2 separate regions of the Homo sapiens genome follow, and region 2 is linked to region 1. A link is a loop called in an ENCODE intact Hi-C map of the cell type or tissue named here. Cell type or tissue: heart left ventricle. All regions are shown on one strand. Links, peaks and the distances in the headings refer to the core of each region. The heading gives the core; the rest is flanking DNA. Region 1 overlaps FRMD4A (FERM domain containing 4A). Region 2 overlaps FRMD4A (FERM domain containing 4A).

What was found. Hi-C counts contacts between places; a loop is a spot of excess contacts. Peaks named below come from ENCODE experiments on the same cell type or tissue, not always from the same donor. Only the 100,000 strongest peaks of a DNase experiment are listed, where the experiment ranks them.
Region 2: it touches region 1 in a loop (2.8-fold over the local background); 2 of 110 quality-filtered maps call a loop at or near these places.

The regions. Positions count from the first base shown.
Region 1 is chr10:13,950,852-13,963,578 of GRCh38, reverse strand. The region is part of intron 2 of FRMD4A (FERM domain containing 4A); the gene reads left to right. Among named protein-coding and RNA genes, the nearest start is that of FRMD4A-AS2, 34 kb to the left of the region's middle. In heart left ventricle, for the core only: a CTCF peak has its summit at 6,442 (motif pointing right); a DNase peak (open chromatin) is centred at 6,588; H3K4me3 peaks cover 859 bases; H3K27ac peaks cover 2,180 bases.
Region 2 is chr10:14,015,772-14,028,498 of GRCh38, reverse strand. The region is part of intron 2 of FRMD4A (FERM domain containing 4A); the gene reads left to right. Among named protein-coding and RNA genes, the nearest start is that of FRMD4A-AS2, 31 kb to the right of the region's middle. RefSeq lists an enhancer at 8,160-8,209. In heart left ventricle, for the core only: no CTCF peak of the experiment used is centred there; no DNase peak of the experiment used is centred there; H3K4me3 peaks cover 843 bases; H3K27me3 peaks cover 538 bases.

The sequences.
Region 1 (12,727 bases), core at 2,664-10,663:
AAGGACAATTCCTCTAAAATGAGATTGGGTTTTCAATGATTCGTTTTTATCTTCACAAACAGCTCATACAACCAGTCTTGGACTGATGGATTCTACCATGACCCAACCAAACGTTTCCACATGTGGAAAGTTGGGCTTTGATTCTCAATTTGCTATTTTTGCTGTTCCCCTTTCATCATTTCGTTATGGCAATGTATGTTTTAAAGAGCGATGCCCTGCATATTATTTAGTGCCTACATATGGTGTGGGCTTGGCCTTTTCTCTGATTATCTACAACATATGTGGTTGAAAAAAAAAAAAAAAAAAAAAGAGGCTTGCACCAAGGAAGAACAATTAGTAAATTCATTAAATTTCTCTGTCAAGTCTGCACATTTGTTTGTTTTAGTTTTTTTCAGGCATTCATTAAGGCTGTAGGTGCCTGTCAGTAAAGGAAGATGTGTTTGCATTTCTACTGGTGTGCTTCCATTTCACTCACCCTGTCGTTTGCAACAGTACTTTCTTAAATTGACACGGAAACATATTTTTGCAATAGGATGGAAAGCAAAACTCTCACTTCTTACATTTTCAAATTGTTCTTCCTTGATGTGGACAGTATTTGCAAACAACCTAACAGCTCAATTTTTACTTTGTTCATGAAATATTCTTGAATCTGACATGACATAAGGGATATTTTCATTCTCCTTGAAAGCACTTTTCTTTGTTTCAGTGAGTAAATAATACTTTGTTTGGAGGTTTACAATTAGCTGCCAGTTTTTGCATCAGCCACCAGTAATTTGGGTTCTGTCTCTCCCGCCATATGCTAATCTACCACCAAAGCACTGTGGGAATCAACTGAGAATTTGAGCTTTTGATCAAGAGCCAACTACCTTTGAACACTGAGGGCTTCTAAAGGTCTACTTAGATGGAGCTCAGGAATAGTAATCCCACTGGAAGGAGAACAGCCAGGGTTTTACTTAATTTGTATTTGTTTGGGAGTCTCTTGTGGTGGAGCTGGTGGAGATGATCAGGAATCGAATTGCTCTGCTATTCCCTTGAAAAAATGCATATTTCACTAAATAGAGAGTCTATTTTCTTACCATTCTCAAAAGGTTCTAGTCTTCACAAACGCTTGCCTTTTCAAAATTTCATCATGTAAGAGACAAGTTTTGACACTAAAAAAACCATATATATGCATATCTTTTTGAAATGTTCAGAGTATATTTCCAAATGCATTTTATTATTTTTGATTCTCAATACCCCTGGGGGGCAAGTACTGTCATCTTCATTTTTATAAATAATGGTATCATAACGAGGCTCAGAGAAGTTAGTGGCTGGTCTCCTCTGGGGAGAGATCTCAACAGCCACACTTTAGACATTTGTTCTGGGGCAATGATCAGCTACAGAAGAAATGGTGTATTCGGAGTAGTCTCTTTCAATAAAGTCATTTGGAAGAAGATGGCTAGTAGCAGCTGTGGAAGCCAAGTGGCTAAATTCCTCCGCTTCTCCATTAATTAAATGAAGATTCATTCATTCATTCATTCATTCATTCATTCATTCATTCGTGTGTTTTTGTTCATTTATCTAACAAATAACTAATGAACACCCTCTATGTACCAGACATTGAGCAAAGTTCTGGAGGTAGAATGGTAAATTCATTCATTCATTCATTCATGTCTTTGTTCATTCATCTAACAAATAATTAATGAACACCCTCTATGTGCTAGACATTGAGCTAAGTCCTGGAGATGAAATGGTAAACAAAAAAAATATGATTCCATATTCTTATAAAGGTGGAAATCTAACATCATTTACTCAGCAGCATTAATATAATGATTAGACAAATTCAAGTCAAATTAAAATTGGAGGTCAATGCTTTGAGGACAAGGCACCTGGTAACCTAAGAGGGACCTTGCCTTTTCTGTGATGTTGAAGAAAGCTACTTGAGGAGGCACTATTTGGTCAGAGGTCTTAAAGATAAGTAGGAATTAACTAGGCTGAGGTGGTGGGAGGTGAATGGGCAGAAGTCACATTTGGTATCAAACCAAAGTTGCTATGGCAGATGGGAGGACAAGAGCTCTGAACCATCAGGTGGCCTTATTTAATAAGCATCGTGTGTTTAAAATCATTTACAATGATGTTGCCTATACAGCTTGGCCACTGGCCCTCTCTACTAAGCACTGTCATACCCACCACTGGCCCTTTTGAAAACCAGCTGGCCTATTTTGGAAGCCTCACCGCCCAGCCTCAGATGGAAATTTTCTTCATTCTCAAGGGTATGAGCTCATCACCACACCAGATGGGTTTCCAGTGAATGATTGTCCTGCAGTCTGATTATTTTCATGTCGTGTTAACTCCCTTTGAAAAATGGAAAGAGGATATGGGGTTGTCTTTCTCATCTTTGTAAGTTGGCGGAGAATTTCCTAGTTGTGGCCACATCCTCTACAGATTGAGAGAGAGCATACCGTTTGGAAGGAGAGATAAATTCTGGCTAAGGGTCCACTTACAGTCATGTTTTAACTGTGCTCAATCCATTTTTATTATAGGGGTCATCAATTAAGGTAACTTTAGCTTCTGCAGTGGATAACTTGGAAATTTCAGTGATTTAACACAAGAGAAATCTATTTCTAACTCATAAAAAGTTAAACATGCTCTGGTAGGTACACAGCCTTCCATAGGATCATTCGATGTCATCTTGTGACTCTGCCCTGCCCTCCTCTGGGTTCAGTGTCCCCTTCACTTAAAAAAAAGGAGGGCAGAGAATGGAAGAGCTCTGGTGAGAGATTTTTATGGGTCAGACCAAGAAGTGGGGCTCCTCTTCTTCTCATTGGCCAGAACTTGGTCACATGACCACACACCCAACTACCACACAGACTGGGAAGTGCAGGTAGGTGGGCTGCCGGTCAACCCATCCCAGACAGTCAGCTTAGCATGGCGTTAGGAGCATGTGCCCTGAAGTCCATGAATTATATATAAGTCCTTACTCCAAGAGGGTAAGTCTGAGGACAAATCGCTTCCCCTTCGGAGTCCAAATCCTCTCATCTATAAAATGGCAATAGCCTTATTTGCCACATAGTGTTATCCTCAGGAATGAATGAGACTATATATATAAAGTACTTAGACCAAACCTGAGAAATAGTACATGTCCAATCAATGTTCAGTCACAGTTATCAATTTACTCCCTGGCTACAAAATCAAAGCAAATCTCGAGATGCCTGAGCTTTCTGTGTCACCTGAGAAATGATGAATAGAGAACAATATTCCTTAACGTCTCAAAAAATTAAAGCGTCTGTTTCCAAAATAAGTGTACGATTGTTACTATTATCATAACTGTGGTGAGTTTCCTTTCAGTTTCCAGGGGAAATTCAATGAAGGCTTTTGACAAACAATTTTGTCAGGAAACAAGCTGCCGCCAAAGATTCCAGGCAGGCAATTGTTGGTGTCTTGGGTAGCAGGTACTTCCTGGGGCTCACAGCAGAGTGAAGTTCACAGAGATAGTGGTTCCTAGAAATCTAAACAGCCCTGTATTCTCTCTTCCCTCTGATCCCGGATCCAAAGGCGGGGGCTGCCCCTCCTACACCATGAGGCTTTGTTTATGCTTCCCAAGGCAAGCATTTTGTGATTTGCCTGTTCTGGGGCAGCCACGGTGCCTTTTCCACGGCATCTACTGGTCTGGGCCAAATAACCTGCGGTTCGTGTTCTCTCTTGGCCAAATAGAGAGCACGAGGATGCCCCCAAGCATTTTCAGAGCGAGGGGAAGTGCCTGTTGATACTCAGCCCTGGGGGGCAAATTGCAGCTGACCCCGTGTTGCAGGGCTCTGATCCAGGAATGGCAGTAGAAGGGCAGCAAGTGCCAGCTCTCACAGTGCTCCCGGGTAGAAACTGAGCACATGCATGAGCTTGGAGTGGCCTCATTTTCACGACTGTGTTATATCTGGTTTGCCTCCCAAGCTCATGAAGCGGGTAAACCCATGAAACAACGAGCTCAGCTGTCATGACACAACCTGGCCATTGTCTAAAACACCCTCCTCTAAAAGGTCTTTGAAGAATAATGAACCTGTCACCTGATGATTACAAATCTAAAAAAAAAAATCACTCACAGCTTTTTTTTTTTTTTTTTTTTTTTTTTTTATGAAACAGTCTTGCTCTGTCACCCGGAGGGGAGTGCAGTGGCACAATCTCAGCTCACTGCAACCTCTGCCTCCCGGGTTCAAACAATTCTTCTCTCTCAGCCTCCCAAGTAGCTGGGGCCAAAGGCACGCGCCACCACGCCTGGCTAATTTTTATATTTTTAGTAGAGATAGGGTTTCACCATATTGGTCAGGCTGGTCTCAAACTCCTGACCTCATGATCTGCCTGCCTTGGCCTCCCAAAGTGCTGAGATTACAAGGTGTGACCCTCCGCACCTAGCCCACTCACAGCTTTTGAATATGGATAGACATTCTCTGATGATCATTGTTGCAGGGAGAGGGGACTTTTACTGAGAAGGGATTCTCATACTTGCAAGTGCCCATTGCTGAGAATCCCAGCCAAGGCTGTCCAATAAAATTCCCATATTTAAGCCATTTCATAGAATAAAATACTCAGAGTGCTGGGGAAAATTGTTAACTTAGTCCAATGTAATCCCTTCTCTTCCATCAAGACTACATCTCAACCATCCAAAGAAACTAGATTGGTTATAATTGTCTAGACTGGTTATAATTGTAAAAAGCAGAATAGCCTGGGCACGGTGGCTCGTGCCTGTAATCCCAGCACTTTGGGAGGCCGAGGCAGGTGGATCACCTGAGGTCAGGAATTCGAGACCAGCCTGACCAACATGGAGAAACCCTATCTCTACTAAAAATATAAAATTAGCCAGGCGTGGGGGTGCATGCCTGTAATCCCAGCTCCTCGGGAGGCTGAGGCAGGAGAATCGCTTAAACCTGGGAGGCGGAGGTTGCCGTGAGCCGAGATCATGCCATTGCACTCCAGCCTGGGCAAGAAGAGCGGGGAAAAAAAAAAAGAAAGAAAGAAAGACACTGGTCGGGTGCGGTGGCTCACGCCTGTAATCCCAGCAGTTTGGGAGGCCGAGGCGGGCGGATCACAAGGTCAAGAGATCAAGACCATCCTGGCTAACACGGTGAAACCCCGTCTCTACTAAAAATACAAAAAATTAGCCAGGCATGGTGGCGGGCACCTGTGGTCCCAGCTACTCAGGAGGCTGAGGCAGGAGAATGGCGTGAACCCGGGAGGCGGAGCTTGCAGTGAGCCGAGATCGCGCCACTGCACTCCAGCCTGGGCGACGAGCGAGACTCCGTCTCCAAAAAAAAAAAAAAAAAAAACAATGGTCATGGCTGTTGTTCACGCGACTGTTTTACATTCCAATCACGCAATCTTTAATGAGTTAGAAGCCAGTTGGTGTGCTGATAACGAGAAAGAAACACAAAAGGATAGGAGACAGTCTTTGCTGCACCTTTCAGAATAGCTAGGTAAATCACTCGCCTAAGTAGGAAAGAGATAACTAGCAATGTACTGCAGTAGCGTATGGGGCCAGGTGAGAAATCCCGACAAGAAATACCACTGGATTTCAGAGGAAGAAGCAAGCTGTGCCGAGAGCAGGATCTAGGGAGGAAGTTGAAGAACAGGCAGGGTTTACATAGGCTCTTAGAGAGGGGAGGGTTTTCAAAAAAAGAAAAAAGGCAAGCAAAGGGAAAGGTGTGGGGAAAGAGCGGTGGGTTCCTAGTCGCCGTATGTAATCAACTTTGTAAGTGGCTTACAGTACAGAGAGAAAGAAAAGGAGTGAGTGAGCGAGTTTTAGGGGCCAGAAAGATACAAGGACACAATAAAGAATAAATGGAATGGAAAACTGAAAATGCAAAAAGGGCTAGCCATTTGTTCAACCCAATGAATTCACATTGCTCGCAGAAATAACACCAAAGATTCCCAGTTGCCAGCTAGATTCTAAATCTTGAGACACTGTGCTTTCTCTAGCGAAGGAGGATTTTTACTCTTCCTCCTTTTTCTCTGGACTCTGTTTATGATAAAGTGCTAATCAAAAAGGAGGGGTATGGCTGAGCGTGGTGGCTCACGTCTATAATCCCAGCACTTTGGGAGGCTGAGGCGGGTGGATCACCTAAGGTCAGAAGTTTGAGACCAGCCTGGTCAACATGGTGAAACCCTGTCTCTACTAAAAATACAAAAAATTAGCCGGGCATGGTGGTGCATGCCTGTAGTCCCAGCTAGACGGGAGGCTGAGGCAAGAGACTTGTTTGAACCCGGGAGGCAGAGATTGCAGTAAGCCCAGATTGCACCACTGCACTCCAGTCTGGGCAGCAAGAGCGAAACTCTGTCTCACAAAAAACAAAAAGGAAGGGTTAGATGCAGAAACATAAACACTGGCACACTGTAACCTCCCTAAGGTCTCTGCCTGTTTGTTGAAAGTTTCAGCTTCAAGGCCGGCTTTGCCTTTCCACACATAGCTCTGCGGAGTCGGAGCCATCCACTAGAAGGCGGGCTGATCTTGTTCTTCATAAACTGTTTGGGTTTCCCCGTGGTTCAGAGCCACTGACGCCTTTCACGACTTTCTAAGCCAATTATTTAGCAAGAATGTTCTGGACAAGCAGACACCCAGTTCTCAGGCCTTGAGAAAGTGCCCAGTGTGGGGGCTGGAGGGAGGATCAGAACAAATGTGGAACTTATTGTGAATCTCAGTTTTCAAAAATGCTCAACGTCTACACTTTCCCCCTTCCCAGGATTTTGCTAAGGGCCAACACCAGGGAGTAGCCCATTTGTTTTGTTTTGTCATCCAACCTCTTGCTGTTTTATGAAATCTTAATGCTGCTGGAAAATTCAAGTCGATTCATTTGAATCTTAGTACTCACTGCTTAATTGTCTAGTAAACTAACAGTTTTCTCTGCCGCTCAGAAAAATACACAGCCATACATCCACAATTATTTTCTTTTCCCTTTGCTAGAAATTTTAGATTAGCATCATGGCGTACACAAGATGAGCCTTGGTGACTTCAGTGTCAGACTGACACAGGTCCATACTCCAACTCCACCATTTACCCGTGCATGGACTTGGCAAGCAACTTTGTTGTCCTGAGCCTCAGTTTTGTCTTCTGTTAAACGGGGTCAAAATCAGTTTCTTCTAGAGATAAAGAACCTACATAAGGCTGGACATAGTGGCTCATGCCTGTAATCCCAGCACTTTGGGAGGCCAAGGCAGGCTGATCACTTGAGGTCAGGAGTTCAAGACCAGCCTGGCCCACATGGCGAAACCCCATCTCTACTAAAAGTACAAAATTAGCCGGGTGTGGTGGCTCATGCCTGCAGTCCCAGCTACCCAGGAGGCGGAGGCACGAGAATCACTTCAACCTGGGAGGCAGAGTTTGCAGTGAGCCAAGAGTGTGCCACTGCACTCCAGCCTGGGTGACAGAGTGAGACTCTGTCTAAAAAAACAAAAGAAAAAAAGAAAAAAAAGAATTCTACCTAAATCACTTAGCACACTGTATAGCACAAACAAGGTGCTCCGTAAATGGTAGTATTTCATTATTAGTATTTTACTCAGTATTGAAGTACTCCTGGGAATCTGCCTTTCTAGGAAGATCCCTTTGCAACAACTGTAGAGATGAATTTGAAAGGGTGTAAAATAAAAGCCACCTGGGTGTTTTTCACATGCATAACCGATTTCAAGCCAAGAATGGGAGAAACTGGAAAATACCGGAATATTCCTCATACATACTGCTTTATGTATTCTAATAATGTCTTTCCCTTTCTCTCAGCATTGACTACTCACAGCCCCACCTTCCTTTTCATTGTGCTTTTCTGGAAGGCTGGTTATCTCCACATATGGAACACAGTTTCTCTTTAGGGCCTTTAATACGCTAGAAATTCCAAAACAAAGTAGACCCCGGCAGGGCACTGGCTCCACGTTGGCAAATAAGCTTGCCATCAGGCGCCACTTCTGGTATTACAATGTGTTTTTCATTAAGGAGGGAACTGTAGCCCCAGACTTCAAGGGTTGGTTTCTAGCCATATGCAAAGGCCTGAGGACTAGTACTGCAGCTCATCTGCAGAAAAGAAATGCCCAGGGCCAGAGGGAATCTCCTCCACCCTGCTGTATTGGTAGTCCATGTAGCCACCAGATACTTCAGTGACTTGGATTAGGAGTACGATGGATCACCCATCATCAAATGGCATTTAAGAGCAGAATTAGGCCAAGCATAGTGGCTAACACCTGTAATCCCAACACTTTGGAAGGCTGAGGCAGGGAGAACACTTTAGGTCAGGAGTTCGAGACCAGCCTGGCCAACATGGCGAAACCCCGTCTCCACTAAAAATACAAAAATTAGCTGGACGTGGTGGTGAGCGCCTGTAGTCCCAGCTACTCTGGAGGCTGAGGTGCAAGAATCGCTTGAACCCGGAAGGCAGAGGCTACAGTGAGCTGAGATTGAGCCACTGCACTCCAGCCTGGGTGACAGAGTGATACTCCGTCTCAAAAAAAAAAAAAGCAGAATTATTAACATGGGGTTGGAAGAGTTGGAAGACTACCTTACCATAGACAATTGAATATGAGGTATGCTTTGTTAGTAGTCTGTGACATTTGAAAAACTGGCCCTAAGAAAGAAAATTGTGTCCATGGCTAAAAGAATTGAAGTGAATGGCTTTTATTAGAAGAAAATCCATATTGCTTTTAAAGATAATGTGCCGATAATTTCTAGCCCACTTACAATCTAATGCATCGCAAGTTAAAAGTGTAACATGAGAGAGGGGTTTGAGAGAAGACCCTGCACCAAACACCAGCACTCTGAAAGGGTTTGGTACGGGGTTTTGAACCCAAGCCAGTGGATCTGAGATGAACTGCAGGTGCTGCCTTGGCAGGGCTGTGATGATGACCCCAATAACTCACACAGGCTGCCAGCCACAGAGCATAGGGCACTGCTGCCATGCATGGATGGTGACACCAGGGTCTGCAGGGCCCTGATGGTGCTGGAAGGGGAATTTCTCCTCTCAATTCCCCTTCCCATGACTTGAGCCCCTGGAGCCACTGATTGGATTTGGCTGTGTCCCCACCCAAATCTCATCTTGAATTGTAGCTCCCACAATTCCCATGTGTCATGAGAGAGACCCGGTGGGAGGTTATTGAATCATGGGGGCGGATCTTTCCCGTGCTGTTCTCATGATAGTGGATAAGTTTCAGGAGATCTGATGGTTTTGTAAACGTGTGAGTTCCCCCGCACACGCTCTCTCTTGCCTGCTGCCATGTAAGACATGCCTTTTGCCTTCCACCATGATTGTGAGGCCTCCCCAGCCATGTGAAACCGTGAGTCCATTAAACCACTTTTTCTTTATAAATTACTCAGTCTCAGGTGTGTCTTTATCAGCAGTGTGAGAACAGACTAATATAGCCACCGAGTGCAATAGGAAACTGATTAGAAAGAGGGACTCTCCTTTTGTTTATTTCTTTACCAACACAACCCAACCTGCGGAGAAGCAGCAAAGGCTAAATGGAGCAGTGAACACTGTGCAGGCTTTGGTCTGTTTCTGCCCTGATGTCCTAGCACAGGGCTGGATCCTGGTTTTTGCTTGTGATTTGTTTTTGTAGAGAAGGGATAAGTACCGGCTGCTGCCCTATGGTGATTCTTTGTAAAGTGAGCTTCCAGTATGATGATGATGATGCTGAGTTCTTAAACTTTAAAAAAGGTAAAAATAATTGATACTGCAAGAGTTATGACAATATGCAGTTGTCTACCCTTATCCTTGAGGGGGTCCCTTCCAAGAGCCTCAGTGGGTGCCTGAAACCTCGAATAGTACCAAACCCTATATACACTATATATACATTACTTTGGATAAAGTTTCATTTATAAATTAGGCATAGTAAGAGATTAACCACTATAACTAATAAATTCAACAATTCTAACAATATGCCAGATTCGTTGCTCTTGTGCTTGAGGCTATTAAGTAAAATAAGAGTGACTTGAATATAAGTACTATGACCTCAAGACAGTCGATCTGGGAACCAAGATGGCTACTAGGTGACTAGTGGGTGAGTAATGTGGACAGCAGGAGCTAGACAAAGGGAGGGTCCATGTCCCAGGCGGGATGGAGTGGGAAGGTGTGAGATATCTTCACACTATTCAGAATGACATGCAATTTAAAACTTATGAATTCTTATTTCTGGAATTTCCCATTGACCATCTTTGGACTTCGGTTGACCCATGGTTAACTAAAGCCTTGGAAAGCAAAACTCTAGATAATGGGGGACTATGGTATGTAGTTATCACTTTCTTGGGGGCATCGTGCCATAGCTCCCTTTAGAATAAAAAGGGAAATGTAGATGTTATGGGAAAATGTTCACAAGCTAAGGGTAGATGAGAACAAAAACAGGACACAAAATTGTTCCTGCAAAGCAACCTGAGTTTCACAAGGGGAAGAGCATCTATATGGAAGAGCCTGGGAGGAAAACGGCATTATCATAAAAGCAGGGGCCTTTGAGTACTTCCCATATGGGCTACAGGTTCTGGAGATAATTTAGTCCTCACATCAGCTGGTGTAAGGTAATAGCTATGACCACCATCCTCATCCTACAGAAGAGAACTACTGAGCGTTAAAGTTTACATAATTTGGGCCGGGCAGGGTGGCTCACACCTGTAATCCCAGCATGTTAGGAGGCTGAGGCGGGTGGATCATCTGAGGTCAGGAGTTTATAGACCAGTCTGGACAACATGGCGAAACCCCTTCTCTACTAAAAATACGAAAAAAAATTAGCCGACATGGTGGTGGGCACCATGGTCCCAGCTACTCGGGAGGCTGAGGCAGGAGAATCACTTGAACCTGGAAGGCAGAGGCTGCAGTGAGCTGAGATCATGCTACTGCACTCCAGCCTGGTTGACAGAGTGAGACTCCATCTCAAAAAATAAAAAATTAAAATTAAAAAATAAAGTTTACATAATTTGCAACTACCTCTCAGTAAGAAGAGACAGAGCCAGATTTGAACCATCATGCTTCTAGAATTTCTGCTCTTTGACATATAGCAGTTATTTTGGGGTAGGAATTACAGGTACATTTTAAATTCCTTTCACTTTTTGGTGTCTTCTTTTTTTGTTGTTGTTTTCTTTTTTAGAGACAGGGTCTCGCTCTGTCACCTGGGCTGGAATGTAGTGGTGCCATCTTAGCTCACTGCAGCCTCCAACTCCTGGGCTCAAGTGATCCTCCATCCTCAGCCTCCCAAGCAACTGGGACTACAGGTGTGTGCCACCACACCTGGCTCCTTTTTAAAAATTTTTTTGTAGAGATAGGGTCTTGCTGTGTATCCCAAGCTAATCTTGAACTCCTGGCCTCAAACAGTTGTCCTGCCTCAGCCTCCCCAAGTGCTGAGATTACAGACATGAGCCACCACGCCCAGGCAGCCACTCCATTTAAAAAATAATAATAATAAAAATAAAAAGCATATATTACTTGAAAAATCAGAAAAAAGAGTATAAAAAGAAAAAAAAACATACATCATGGGGAAAGTCATACTTCCTTCATCTTGGAGATTTTAAATTAAACTGGATTTAATTGGCTCTGAAACAAGCCCCTTCCCAATGTAAGATGAATATCTTAAAGAACTTCTTAAGAACTCCAAAACTTGAAAAAGCAAAGAGAACAGATATTTGCCCCAACCACTTCTCTGTAAAATTTTAGATTGTTTATTATTATTATTATTATTATTATTATTATTATTATTATTTGAGACAGAGTCTCACTCTGTAGCCCAGGCTGCAGTGCAGTGATGCAGTCTCAGCTCACTGCAAACTCTGACTCCTGGGTTCAAGGGATTCTCCTGCCTCAGCCGCCCAAGTAGCTGGGATTCCAGGCGCCCGCCACCACGCCTGGCTAATTTTTGTATTTTTAGTAGAGACGGGGTTTCACCATGTTGGCCAGGCTCGTCTTGAACTACTGACCTCAGGTGATTCACCCACCTCAGCCTCCCAAAGGGCAGGGATTACAGGCATGAGCCACCACGCCCAGCCAAAATTTTAGATTGTGATACCTGATCACCTTAACATTTGTCCTGTCGATCAGCACAACTCCCCGAAATGTGGCTGGTTGGATCCCTTCATCTGTACTCTCCAGCCCTTCTACTCCACCTCTTTCAGCAGCTTTCTCTTTCAACTTTCCCCACTTCTTTCATCTTCAATATCTCCCTCTGTAGTTTTCCTTTGAGTCTGCATTCAAACTTAGATCTTCCCATCAATCTTAGAAAATACGTTCTCTCAAGCCTGCTACGATCCCAAGATGGCGCACTACCTCTCTCCTTCCTTCCCTACTAGCCATCAGGTGCAACTCACTCTTCCTGGCGCCCCGCATCCTCACCAACCACTCCATATGCCCTCATAACCTTGACCTCTGCTCCTGCTGTCCCTCCTTCCCCGAAGGATCACCAATGGCCATTCGGTTGTCACACCCACTGCCATTTCCCCATCTGCCTCAATGTTTCTGTAGCTCCTTCTGTGGAAGCACCCAGCACCCTTGGCTTCTCTCTCCCGGCCCTAGCCTGCCCTTCTTCCTCCTTCTCTGAGCCTTCTCATTGCTAGTTTCTCTTGCTCCTCATCCCACCTAAATGAATAAACCCAAAGAGGAATTCTCAGTCTTGTCCTTTTCTCTCTCTCTACTCCCTTCGAATCTCAGTATTTTTTGAGCAGCATTATGTTCTTGTCTTAGCTTATCTGTGACTCTCAAATATAAGGGAAGCTTCCATTCTCCATGGCAAGAGAGAAGATAAGTAA
Region 2 (12,727 bases), core at 2,859-10,858, 65 kb before region 1:
ATGGAGAACAGTTAATGTTTCTTAGGTAGGGCAACAGCCTCTTCTCCCCCTTTGTCAGTGACTCTCCCTCATCCCCAAGTCCCAGAGTGAGTCCCCTGATAAGGAGTTACGCTCTACATTCATATTTCCCAAGAAAAAATAATGTAAGATTACTTCAATCACATCAGGCCTCCTCTTTTCTAGTCTGTAAGGTCTTGAAGAAGAAACAATATCTTAATCATCTTTGTAGGCACCAGCACCTATGCCAGTATATACCCCAGTTAGTAAATAAACATTTGTCCAAAGGGTGCATTAATGAATGAACAAATGAATGTTCACATTTGATATAAGTATTAATAAAATGTCCCCATAATTATCAAAAAAATATATAACAGGTAGTTAGAATATAGTTACTAAGAAAACATCCACAATCGATCGGCCCAAGCCAGCCTTCACCATGTTCTCATATACCGATAAGCACTGACACCCGTGAACTTGCTTGTATGAATGTATCTTCAAGTTTTTCTGTCTTAACACTGGTGTGGTTCTACTTCCTCCCTGGTACCCAGTTACTCCAAGTGGCTCATATCATTCACTAAAATCCGAATTCATGATTAATGTCTCTTCGGGGTGACATCCGCATACACTAATTTCCTGTGCATTCTTCAGGCTAACTCCCTTCTGGTCAATTTCTCTCCTTTGGAAACTATTAAAGTGACTTTTGTTGGAAGAACAGGATGTTCTGAATACATTCTTCTAGAGCCCCAGTGCTAGAGTAAGAACCACACACTCTGCCCAAATCATGTACAATTTCTTATCCCTGAAGTTTGCTATTTACATTCTAAGAGAAGCCAATGCACTGACTGTTTGATTTTTGTTTTGTTTTTGTTTTTGTTTTTGTTTGAGACAGAGTTTAGCTCTTGTTGTTCAGGCTGGAGTGCAATGGCGCCATCTCGGCTCACTGCAATCTCTGTCTCCCAGGTTCAAGCAATTCTCCTGTCTCAGCCTCCCGAGTAGCTGGGATTACAGGCACATGCCACCAAGCCCAGCTAATTTTTGTATTTTTAGTAGAGACAGGGTTTCATCATATTGGTCAGGCTGTCCACCCGCCTCGGCCTCCCAAAGTGCTGGGATTATAGGCGTGAGCCACCATGCCCGGCCGCATTGACTGTTTTTAAAGCCCCCCAAAAAATTGTCTTAGAAAATAGTCACATAAAGTCATGGTTGAGACTGGGAGACTCAACTCTCTCTTGGCAACTGCTTTAAATGGAAACAATAGCTCTTCTCCAAGGTCTGATCCCTTGTCCATCCCAGGAAGAGGGTTGATGAAACAAACAAGTAGTATATCTCTTATGAAATTCCAGCTATTAAAAACATTTTGTCCAAATTTAATTCATAAGGAAAGGGGCTAAGAGGACTTGGTTTTCGAAGGATAAATGCTTGAGGGGATGGAGACCCCCATTTTCCATGATGTGATTATGATGCATTGCATGCCTGGATCAAAATATCTCATGTAACCCATAAATATATACACCTACTATGTACCCACAAACAATAAAAATAAATTCTTTTAAAAAAAGAAAGAAAATTTGATGTTGAACACTCCTCTGAGATCGCTGGAAAACTAGAACAATGTTGCACATATGCAGATACATACCCTCCCCCTAGTCTCCTTATGATAGGGCCCCTCATGGGCATCAGGCTGTCTTGCTTGGTGAGAGAAGGCACTTGGCTTTTTGAGGACCTTCAGGGCAGCTATAGTTTTAACAAAAGATGGCAACTATGTGGCAAGAAGTCCTCTTGTGTTGAGACTTTCTTGCTGATGTGATGCAGCTGGTTATTGAATCAATTTCAGACATGGCAAAACCATGAGCCCCTAGGAAGGTCTGTAGCTCAGTTAGCCCATCAGGGAAATAGATTTTCTGTGCATTCTTGGCTATTGAAGACATTCATCTCAGCACTGCCCGCCCCTTCCTATGCCGTTCCTAACAAGAGACACCTGCTGTGGGACCCGCTCTAATTCTTCCATTAGAGGCCTGAAAACAAAATAGAAACCATAACTCGAAGAACATGCATGTACAATTTAGGACCCACTGTCAAGCTAAACTCATCTGACAAGACTCCAAATCTGCTTTTGAAATAATACAGTGCTTTTTGTCCATTTCTTTATCTTTGCCCTTAATTTTATGGTAGCTTTGTTTAAGTGTGAAATGTTGAATTAAGTCTGTGTCTATCTCCTCTGGGAAAAGAAAATTCACAGAGAGATACTAAAATGGAGAGTTTTAACCGTTCATACCCGAGAGAGCTCTGATATGCAGGGAGGGGAGTTTTACTGTAAAGCAGAAATGTTATATTTATATTTCCCTCTCGATCTCATGAGGCCCACCTTCTTTGACATCAATGTTGGCTGTTAAGTGGTCACACTCTGTTTGGAATCAGGAGACCAGAGTTTAACAGAAAGTGTTTAGGGAACTAAGAGGACAGAACTGGGCACTGGCTTGCTAGACGAAGGCTGATTTTGTTACTACAGTCACAGCAAGGATGGCCATTAGCGTCTTGACAGCCACGTGTCCCTGAGAGATTTTCTCAGGCCTGAAAAACTGTCCAAAGCAGTATCTTTCTTAGGATACGTGATTTCAGCCTTAAAAAGGGAAGAAAGTCCGACACAGGCTACCCCGTGGGTGAACCTTGAGGACATTACACTAAGTGAAATAAGCCAGTCACCAAAGGACAAACACTATATGATCTCACTTATACGAGGTCCCTAGAGTGGTCAAATTGATAGAGACACTAAGTAGAATGATGATGGCCAGGCAGCTGTGGGAGGGGAGAAATGGAGTTATTGTTTAATGGTCACAGTGTTTCCGTTTTGCAAAATGAGAAGAGTTCTGGAGATGGATGGTGGTGTAATAGTGACTATCCTTAAGGCCCCAAAATTTTTCTTAGACAATAATCATGTGATGTCATTGTTGAGACTAGCAGACTGCCTTAAATAAGAAACACTAGCTGTTATCCACAGTCTGATCCCTTGTCCATCCCAGGAAGAGCATTGATGAAATAAACAAGTCTATCTTGTTTATTCCAGTACAATGTGAACCAAGTACAAGGTGAATGTACTTAACACTACGGAACAGTACACTTAAAAATAGTTAAGATGGCAAAATTTATGTGAGGTATATTTTACCACAATTTCCAAACATTTTTAAGTTAAAAAAAAAAAGCAAACTTTGGAAGCAGAAAAGGAGAAACTGCATTTGCAAGATTTCGTGGATATTCTGTAACTGGCAGAAGCTTGAGGAATTGACACGAGATATTAAATTTTTTCCTTGATGTTTATCTACTCTTGCAGCAGAGGGGGTGCATAGGATGGAGAAGAAAGACAGTGTGAGGGATCTAATAATATTCTGAGGAAAAATTTAGTACCCTCACAACTTTCGTTTCCTTGTTTTTCACAAGACTATGTGCTTTTCAGTCATCGTGTACAAAACAAGGTCTGATACGTTCTCTACAAAGAACTATTGATGGTGTGTCTGTGTGAATTGCCCTAGCATTGGTCACAGCCAACTTCTGTGGGACCCACTGCCCCCGTTCGACAATACACTCCAGTGTGTTTAGCCATTTATGAAAGGTCAGAAATCAACTGAGAAATGGGCTAGAGTCAAAAACATGTGGCCCTATAAATATCAGAGTCAGACAGTCTATTCCATTTTCCCCACTCTTGCTTTCACCCCATCTCACTTCTCTCTTTCACTCACTGGTGAGGTTCTCTGCGCTTGGCCAGCACCTCGGACTGTGAAGTTACACAGGGAAGGCAGTGGCTGCAGTCTTCATCTGGTGGCCTCGCTTTATGCCCATTCTGATCCCATAGCACCATTATTAGAGTTTGGTGTTTGTTTTTTCAAAATATCCTTGTACAGTTTCTGGCTACACAGCTCGAGCAGTCCAGCCTGCGATGTTCTGCTTTCTTTTAAGGGTTTCTACTTCCCATTAGTGGCAACCCTGCCTTGTGATCAAATTTGACGCCGACGGTGTTTCCTGAGCTGGGGAGTTTGCAGATCTGATCTGTCAGCGGGGACTGAGAGCAAATCGGGACATTCATCATGACTTTGGCTGCCAAGCTGGAAGACTTTGAGCTGACACTGGAGCACCTGCTCATGGATGTGTTTGTAAGTAAAGGCTTTTCCTATTCCAGGCGCAAGAGAGTCTCCCCTGCCACTCCGAAAGTCCTTGGGACCCTGTCCCCATTACGGAATCTCATTCTGATCTGCAACTGTGCAGTTCCCAAGTCCACATGATTTATTCTTACTCATGTGCGGTCAGGGGAGAAAACCGTAAAGTTCCTCAGTGCCTGAGTGGCACAGAATAGTCCATGCAGATTAAATAGTAGAGATGTGGGTTTAGAATCAAGTCACTTGCAGAAATCTGAATGAATAGGGTGAAGAAATAGAAACCATTTGCCAGAAGAGATCAAAGCAGCTTCAGTAGCTATTCCCTGAATGAACCACATTTGTTTGTTTATGAAGTGACCATCCCAGAAAAAAAAGTGGGGAGGGTGCTCAAAATGCTAATTTTTTTTTTAGAGGATGCTGAATCTAGGATAGAAGCATGAACTTCACTGTCCCCAGAATTCCAGTGTGTGGGTCCCTGCTACTTGGAGAGGCATTCAGTTACCAAGAGTTCCTCAGGAAGTGATTTTGTGGCCTGAGGCTGTTTGAGAGATTCTCTGCTAAAGAAAAGAGCAGCTGACAAGGACACTTCTATTCCTGTGATGATTTTAGCGATGCAGGCTTTGAAAACTGCAGGGCACGCACTGCAACCTTCACATCATTTCTATCTTAAACCAACCACACTCTTTCTTCCAGTACTTTTCTCAGGGTTTTCTGTTGGCCACGGGTCTGTTCGTTCTGTGTTGTTCATAGGGGTTTAGGGAACTGCAAGACTGTGAAATACACAGGTGGTAAGGCAGCTGAAAGGTCTTCTCGATCCAAGAACAACACTGCGCTGCCCCCGGGAAGGCGGCTGTGAGCTGTTACCTTTCCAGGACCCGCCAGTCTGCGTCTCGCAGCTGGAGAAGGCTATGGAAGGTTGGCGCTTTCTTTATAGTACATCACTGAGTCCTTTTCAGGAACCTTTCAGGGAATGGTGTGTTTTGGCAGACGTGAGAGTCTGAGGCTTTTTTTTTTCTTTATTAATTTAAAATTTGTCTTCAAATTGAGGCAACATTGTGCTGGCAGAATTCCCAGAGGGAATCGCCCTTCCCAGGGCTGGGTGTGGGGCTCTGGGCGACTCGCATTCATTCTGACCTTCGTGTTGGAAGTTATGCCTGGAGGAGGAATGCGTCCAGAAGGGAGAGCGTCCTTCTGGGTTTCCAGGGATGGGAGATTCATGGCCAGGGTCATGACTTTATGAGAAGTATGAGTAGAAACTGAACTGCAGACAGGGAGGTTTCTTGGACCACTTCCTCTGCCTGGCTGCCACTGCCTGGGATGGTGGGGATGGTGGCTGATGGCTGTGGAGTCACTCTTGGGGGTGATCTGTGGCATGCCAAAGTGTTGGTGTGAGTTTGGTCGTATTGGAGGAAACGAATTAATCAGGGAACTGTTTTATTTCAATACCACAAAGTCATTAATACATTTCCCATTCTCTCCTTAACTTCCCCTACCCGCAGGCTCCTCTCCTAACACTTCTACCACCTTCGTCTCCTTTCCCAGCTCCAAGATGCACTCCACCTTGAAAGAGAATGGGGTCAGACACTCCATCCTTTTCTCTAAATACAACCCATCTTTTCATAGCCCCAGTGTGCATCTTTGACTTATCACTTGAACTCACCTTCTCATCCTCCCACAGCCAGCACTTCTCCAGTTCTTCCATCCATTATCATCTCTAGCCCAACCTCCCCACACTCAATTTTTACCCCTTATTTACATAGCATTTGCCTGCCCTCTGTAGCAACATTTGTGCCCCTGCTTCTCCCTTGAGAAGCATTTAAATCACATTTAACATTATGCAATGTTTATATTAAATCATGTGATTCCAACAAATTCAGGCAGCTAGACAAAGTTTGGGCCAGATCACACAAGGTTTTGGAGGTCAAGTTCTCTTTTAAGCCTATCTCTTATAATTTCCCATTGTGAGTTCCCCACTCCAAACTGGTCAACATTAGTCTCTGCAAGACAGCGAGCCTCTTCTCATTACTATGTCTTTGTGCTTGTAATTCTGCTTCCTCTTGACCTGTCTGAAGTTCATACATCCTTCAAGCCTCAATGAAATTCTCTCCCCTCTGCGAAGCTTAGACACGTGGATTTCTGTCGCACTTCCTCTCTGTACCACTCATTATTTGTTGACCTCACTTAGTTAATTCTCTCATTCTGTGTCTCTGTCTTGCCTCCTCCTCAAGGTGATCCTGAGATCCAAAAGGCAAGGACACCTTTGTAACCTCCATGGCACCTAGAATATTGTATACAAGGACCTCAATAGATACATATCAATCGCTTGAGTTTTAACTAGTATATTTTTACTGTTATTGTAAAATTTAACTTTTGCTGGGAGCAATAAAATGCAAAAAAAAACGCAGAAATCTCATGATTGCATGCATTTCTTACCAGGTTGTACTCTGGTGTCTGACACAGTCATTTCAGATGCCGTTCTGGTGATATACTGAAGAAATCACTGGATGCAAAAATAATAGGGACTCTTTTTTGTTTGTAATTTGTTATTGTAAGATATCGGTGAGGTGCACAAAAGTCCATAAAACATGTATGGATAGTCTAAAGGATTATTTACAACATGAACACCCTGTGTAACCACCACCCAGATTAAAAATGAAATATTGTGAGTGAGGACTCCAGGAGTCTCTGAGTATCCCCTCTAGATTAAAATTCTCTCCCTCCCCCAGAGGGAAACAGAACCCTCCCCCAGTTTTTATTTATTTATTTTTATTTTATTGTATTTATGTATTTATTTGAGTCAGGGTCTCCCTCTATCCCCCAGGCTGGAGTGTGGTGACATGATGTTGGCTCACTGCAGCCTCGACCTCCTGGGCTCAAACAATCCTCCCACCTCAGCCTCCCAAGTAGGTGGGACTACAGGTATAAGCCACCATGCCCAGCTGTTTTTTTTATTATTTTTTTTTTTTATTTTTGTGGAGATGAGGTCTTGTTATATTGCCCAGGCTTGTCTTGAATGTCTGGGTTCAAGCAAACATTTTGCTTCAGCCCCGAAAGTGCTAGGATTATTACAGGTGTGAGCCACCATGTCTGGACCCCCCAGCTTTTATATAAAGATTTTTTTTATTTTCTGTATAGCTTCCCCACCTATATACACATCCCCAAAGAAAATTGAGAGGGAGCTTTAAAGTCTCATGGGCTCAAGTCTCAATCCCAGCTTGGTACCACTTCCTAGATGTGAGATTGTTGGCAAGCATTTCGTCTTTGTGAGCTTCAGTTTCCTTATCAATACAGTGCAGCTAATGCTACCCGGCTTACAGGATCATGGTGAAGATTCAGAAGAGGTGACATAGAGCAAGTGTCCAGGGGTGTGTCTGATGCCAAGGAGGCACATGGTAGGTCAGTTCTCTTCATCCCTTGCCTTGCCCCTAGAAAAGGCATCTGTTTTAAGTCGCCTGCTGCAATCCATCATCCCCCTTTCCTCCACCTCTACAGCTCTCTCCCACTATTTCTCCCTAACCTTTCCCCCTTGAATGATTGGGAATTTGGGTTCTTTCTAAGCACAGCCTTCACTCCCTGCCTGAACCACAGCAACCTGTGGCTGTTTCTCCTGCTACCAAAATTGCAGGAGCCCTGTGCTCCTGCTGGCTTCCCTAGCATGGCCTCTAAACAAAACAAAAAAAAAAATTGGGGCTGCCTTTTTTCCAGTCACCTTCCAGAGGAGTCAGGGAGATTGCCTGATGCCCCATGGGGTTTGAGAGGCTAAAAACCTAAATAAGAACAAAAGAAGACTTGACATCTATAGGCCAGTGTGTCCTCTCCCAGTCTTGCTGGGGACTGTAGCCTTTCTCATATGAGTGGGATGGTCTAGAAAGAATATTTGCATCAGAAGCCCATTAGCCTTGGGTTTCCTCTATAGCTGATGGCATGCTCATTAGGCTGTCATCCCACTATCTCAAGAACAGCTGTTTCCATATTGACACTTCTTTTCTGGGATTACAAAGGGCCACTGGGGGGCTTTGGGGGAATGCAAGGCTTCTGCAAGATGAGATAAAAGGGACAGATCAGACTGGTGTTTCATAATTAGTTGTCATCACTCTGGGGCGTCTCTGGCTGCTGCTATGCTGCTGGGTTCGTGAGAGGAAGCAGCACACATGTTCGCGTGCACAAGCTCGCACCTGCAAATGTACATGCAGGATCCTGCACCAATGCCAAGAGCACAAGACGGGAGATCAGTCCAAGCACACGAATGGCTCTTCAGGACAAGCTCCAGAAGTGTTGGCAGTGCCCTCAGTGACGTCTTTGTCCTGTTTCGTTTTGTCTGTCTGCATCTCGTTTCAGAAGATTTAAAATGCTTCTCTCCGAGGCATACCTTGGAGGCTATGCATTCAGCAGCCATTCCAACAGCAGGTCCATAGATGAGGAGCCCCACAACGCACCCCAAAGGAAAAAAAGAAACAGAGGAAATCAAGCAGGTTTCCTGAAACATTTCTCATTGGATTAAATAACCCAGTATCAGACTCAAATCTGTCCTTTCAGAAAGAGGCCTGTGGTTCTAGGTCACCCTCCACAGCCCTACTTCTGCTACTGACATTGCATGGGCACGTTCTCAAAGGCATCAGCCCCATCACTGTCCATCTGATCTGGCTCAAATCCCCTGTTTATATTGATCCTTCTGTTTATAATTTAATTTTTATTTTTATCAAAATAATATGTGTACATGGCAATATTCATAACATTTGAAAGCTGAAGAGTACTAGAAGGCTTAGAAAGAAAAACCCAGGCTCCAGTCCTTTCCTGCCAACTTATGAGTCTCTTTCCCTATAAACACATGTGTCTCTTCCCCCTCTGTCTACTGAATATATTGGCATCACAGCTTAAATCAAAATTCAGTTTTATTATGAATATTAAAATATTATTTACATCTGAGAAATGTTATACATTATGATGGCATGTCTTGGATTTTACAACTTTATGTTTTTCCTGGAGTTGATAATTGCCTTATTTCAGTGTTTGCTTTATGTTCTATGTATTTATCAATCATTTTTATCTAAGATTTTCAATAGAGCTATGTAACTCCTCTCAATTTGGTAAATTCATCAGATACTTAACCCACTCCTTTCTTTTTTTTTCTTTTTTGAGACATTCTTTCTGAAGCTCTACTTCCTCCTGCATCAATTGGATTAGCTCTTCTCTTGGTCTCTTGCGTGACTGTCTTCTTGAGGATCCTCTTTTCTATTATTCTGGGAACTCCCTTGGTACCTCTCCTGTGATCAATCCTTTTCCTGGAATTCATATTCCCTTCTAACATTCTTCTGCTGGAGACATCTTCCAGTAAAGGTGCATGAGAAGTAAATGTGCGTGTTATTGAATGTCTGCCCTCACACTTAACTAATAACTTATCTAGTGATCGGTATTCTCTTGTTGAAATCCAGAGCTGCATTTACAGGCTTGACTCTTCTCCTAAGTTCCAGGTCAAAATGTTCAGGCATCAGAAGCTCTGCATGCCCCGAGCTACTCATTATCATCTCCCCAAATCTTCCCCTCTTCCTGTGCATTTATTTTGACTAATAGGACCATCCTTCCTGTAGTCTGTCAGAATAGAAATTGTAAAAGAACAATGTCCTAGTTCTGCACTTAATCATTTCTCATTTGGACAATTGCAATAATCTTGTACCTGCTCTCTTGGCCTCCAATATACCTTGGTTCTTCATTCTACCATTCATCTTTTATCAATCAAGTCCCCAAAACTCAGATTGGATGGTGTCACTTCCTCCCTAAAAGTAACTTAAAATGGCTCCCCCTTGCTCATGGAATGAGATCTAAAATATATTGTTCTATAGTATGCAAGTCAGAATCTTGCCTTAATGTCATTTTTTTTTTTTTTTTTTTTTTTTTGAGATGGAGTCTTGCATTGTCGCCCAGGCTGGAGTGCAGTGGCACGACCTCGGCTCACTGCAACCTCTGCCTCCCGGGTTCACACCATTCTCCTGCCTCAGCCTCCTGAGTAGCTGGGACTACAGACGCCTGCCACCATGCCCGGCTAATTTTTTTTTTTTTTTGTATTTTTAGTAGAGACGGGGTTTCACCATGTTAGCCAGGATGGTCTATGATCTTCTGACCTTCTGATCTGCCTGCCTCGGCCTTCCAAAGTGCTGGGATTACAGATGTGAGCCACTGCACCCAGCTGCCTTAATGTCATTTCTTACCACCCTTGTTCTCACAGACAGAACTGTGCTATCTCATGTAATTTTCATGTCAACAGTCTATTAACTGCATTCGTGCCATAGAGGTTTAAAATTCTTAGAATGGAGTACCCCCAGCAAGCAAGAGCAGTTAGAATCCCCTACTCATCCTCATCTACCTCTAAGGATTTGTCCACTGGAGGTGTTTTACCCATTCTGGTCACAGCTTGCACTTTGGTGTTTTGATTTACAGGATGTTGGGTATACTCTAGAACACATTCAACATAAACCATATTCCCATGACATGAGGCTTCAAAGAGACTGTCTTTCTAACAGATTCAAGATGCTTTCTTTTCTTCCTTCCTCACTTTGGGAAAATATACCACGTGACTCATCCCAGATGTCCATGAGCAAATGGACAGTTGACCCTGGGAGTGATATGTCCCTGGGCACAGGAGCGAAAGGAATCTGATGGCCCTAAAGAAAGCCATTGTCCTTTGCAGCACCAGAGGGATTACTTGAACCAAGATGAACTATTCCCCTGTTGAAGAAAATTGCTTGTTAAATTTCTCCTCCTGGAAAAGGAAGCATGGAAATTAGAAACAGATGTAAAAGTTGATCATTCGCCACCCAATCCTTATTAAGACACCTGAAATTTGAGAGCTAAGCCTAGTAAAAATTGAGTCAACAGCTATTGGCTCTGTTTGGAGGTATGCTATATATATTCAGCGAATCCTGGGCAGTCAATACCATAGATAAGGACGTTATTTATATTGCCATTCCAGGTGCAATTACACAGTTTACCCTGTGAAACTGCACTTCATAAACATGGCAAATCAATGCTAGTTATCAAAATCCATCCACGACTGACAGCACATGAAAACGGGCTTTGCAAAATGATCTTGAAAGCCAATCTACACAGCCAGCTTCACAGAGGTCAGCTTATTACCCGTTTAATCACATGGCCATCTTGCAGGAGCGTTATTCCTCAAACCCTGGGCATGACATCACTCCTAATAGCACACACAATAAGCCATTACTACCATGTAGAATAGCCTTTAGCCAGGCTATAGCCACTGATGACCTGATTTGGCCTCATGCTGGGAAGGGCAAGTGGAGTTCTTTTGGGGACAAATCATATCAAGACCAGATGTGAAGGACCTTCGTGTGGAGGCATAAAATCCATCTGCAGCTTGTGAGCAAGATCTCTGTCTGTGGATGACGAGCTGAACAGCCTGCAAGGATGCTGATGGGCCTTGTCCTTGATGTCCATAAGGCAAGGCCTTCTGACACAGATACCGACAAATCTTCCACATGGGTCATTCATATTTGACATTCTCTATGGCTAGATCCTTGCCAGAAAGATCGAGTGAGATCCTGGGACACCTGATTTTCACATGAGGTTTCCATGCAGCAGATGGTGCATTTTCCTCCCTGCCCTGCAAGAGGATAAGGTCTAGCTTCCTTTGTCATGTGTGATTTTCATTTGATGGGGATAGGGGGTCTTAACCTGGGTGAATTAATTCTGTACTCATAGTTACTCAAATGAAATCTACTAAACAGGGAGCTCTCAAAGGTTCAAGAAGAAGTCTGTTTACCACTCAAAATAGGTGGCTAAGCCGGATGGCCTTTAAGGAATTCAGGCAGATGAAACGTGGACCTTATAGCAGAACAGACAGGAAGAGGCAGATGGCTAGACGGTGAAGTGCAGGAGGCTGTTGTGGCAAATGAGACAACAGGAAAACCGTGTGCAGAATTGAGACTGGAAGAAAAGGGAAGGTGCACACGTCTTGTTTACAAAGAACTTTCACAAACATTGTTTCATCCTGTTGGGTAGGTGTTCAGCAGACTTGACATTCTCTATGACTGATGCTCGCTATGATGAAGATTGAGTGATTGATGCTTGCTATGATAAAGATTTAGTGAGATTCTGGGATGTCCAATTAGCACGTGAAGTTCCCATGCAGCACAGGCTGCGTTTTCCTCCCTGCCCTGGAAGAGGGCCAGGTCTACTTCCCCTTGTGATGACATTTTCACATGCAGACTCAGGGCTAAGGCCAGCAGTCTTTCACTTCACCACAGACGCCTCATCACAGAGAGGAGCTGAGTTTGAGGAACAAAAGAAAACTCTTCCAATAAGCAAAAGTTATCTTGCATCCCCAGTTCTTGGCTCAGCACTTGATCCGTTGTAGTGACACAGAAGAGGGAGGCGGTCAATGGACACTGGAGCCTCTCATTGTGACCCTGAGTGAGTTACTTCAGTCTCTGTACCTCAGTCCTTTTGTCTTCATCCAGGGAAAATAAGAGTACCTATTTGATAAAGTGTCATGAGAACTAACTAAATTATATATTTTAAAACTTTAGAATAGTGCCTGTAATAGAATATGCCGTATAAGA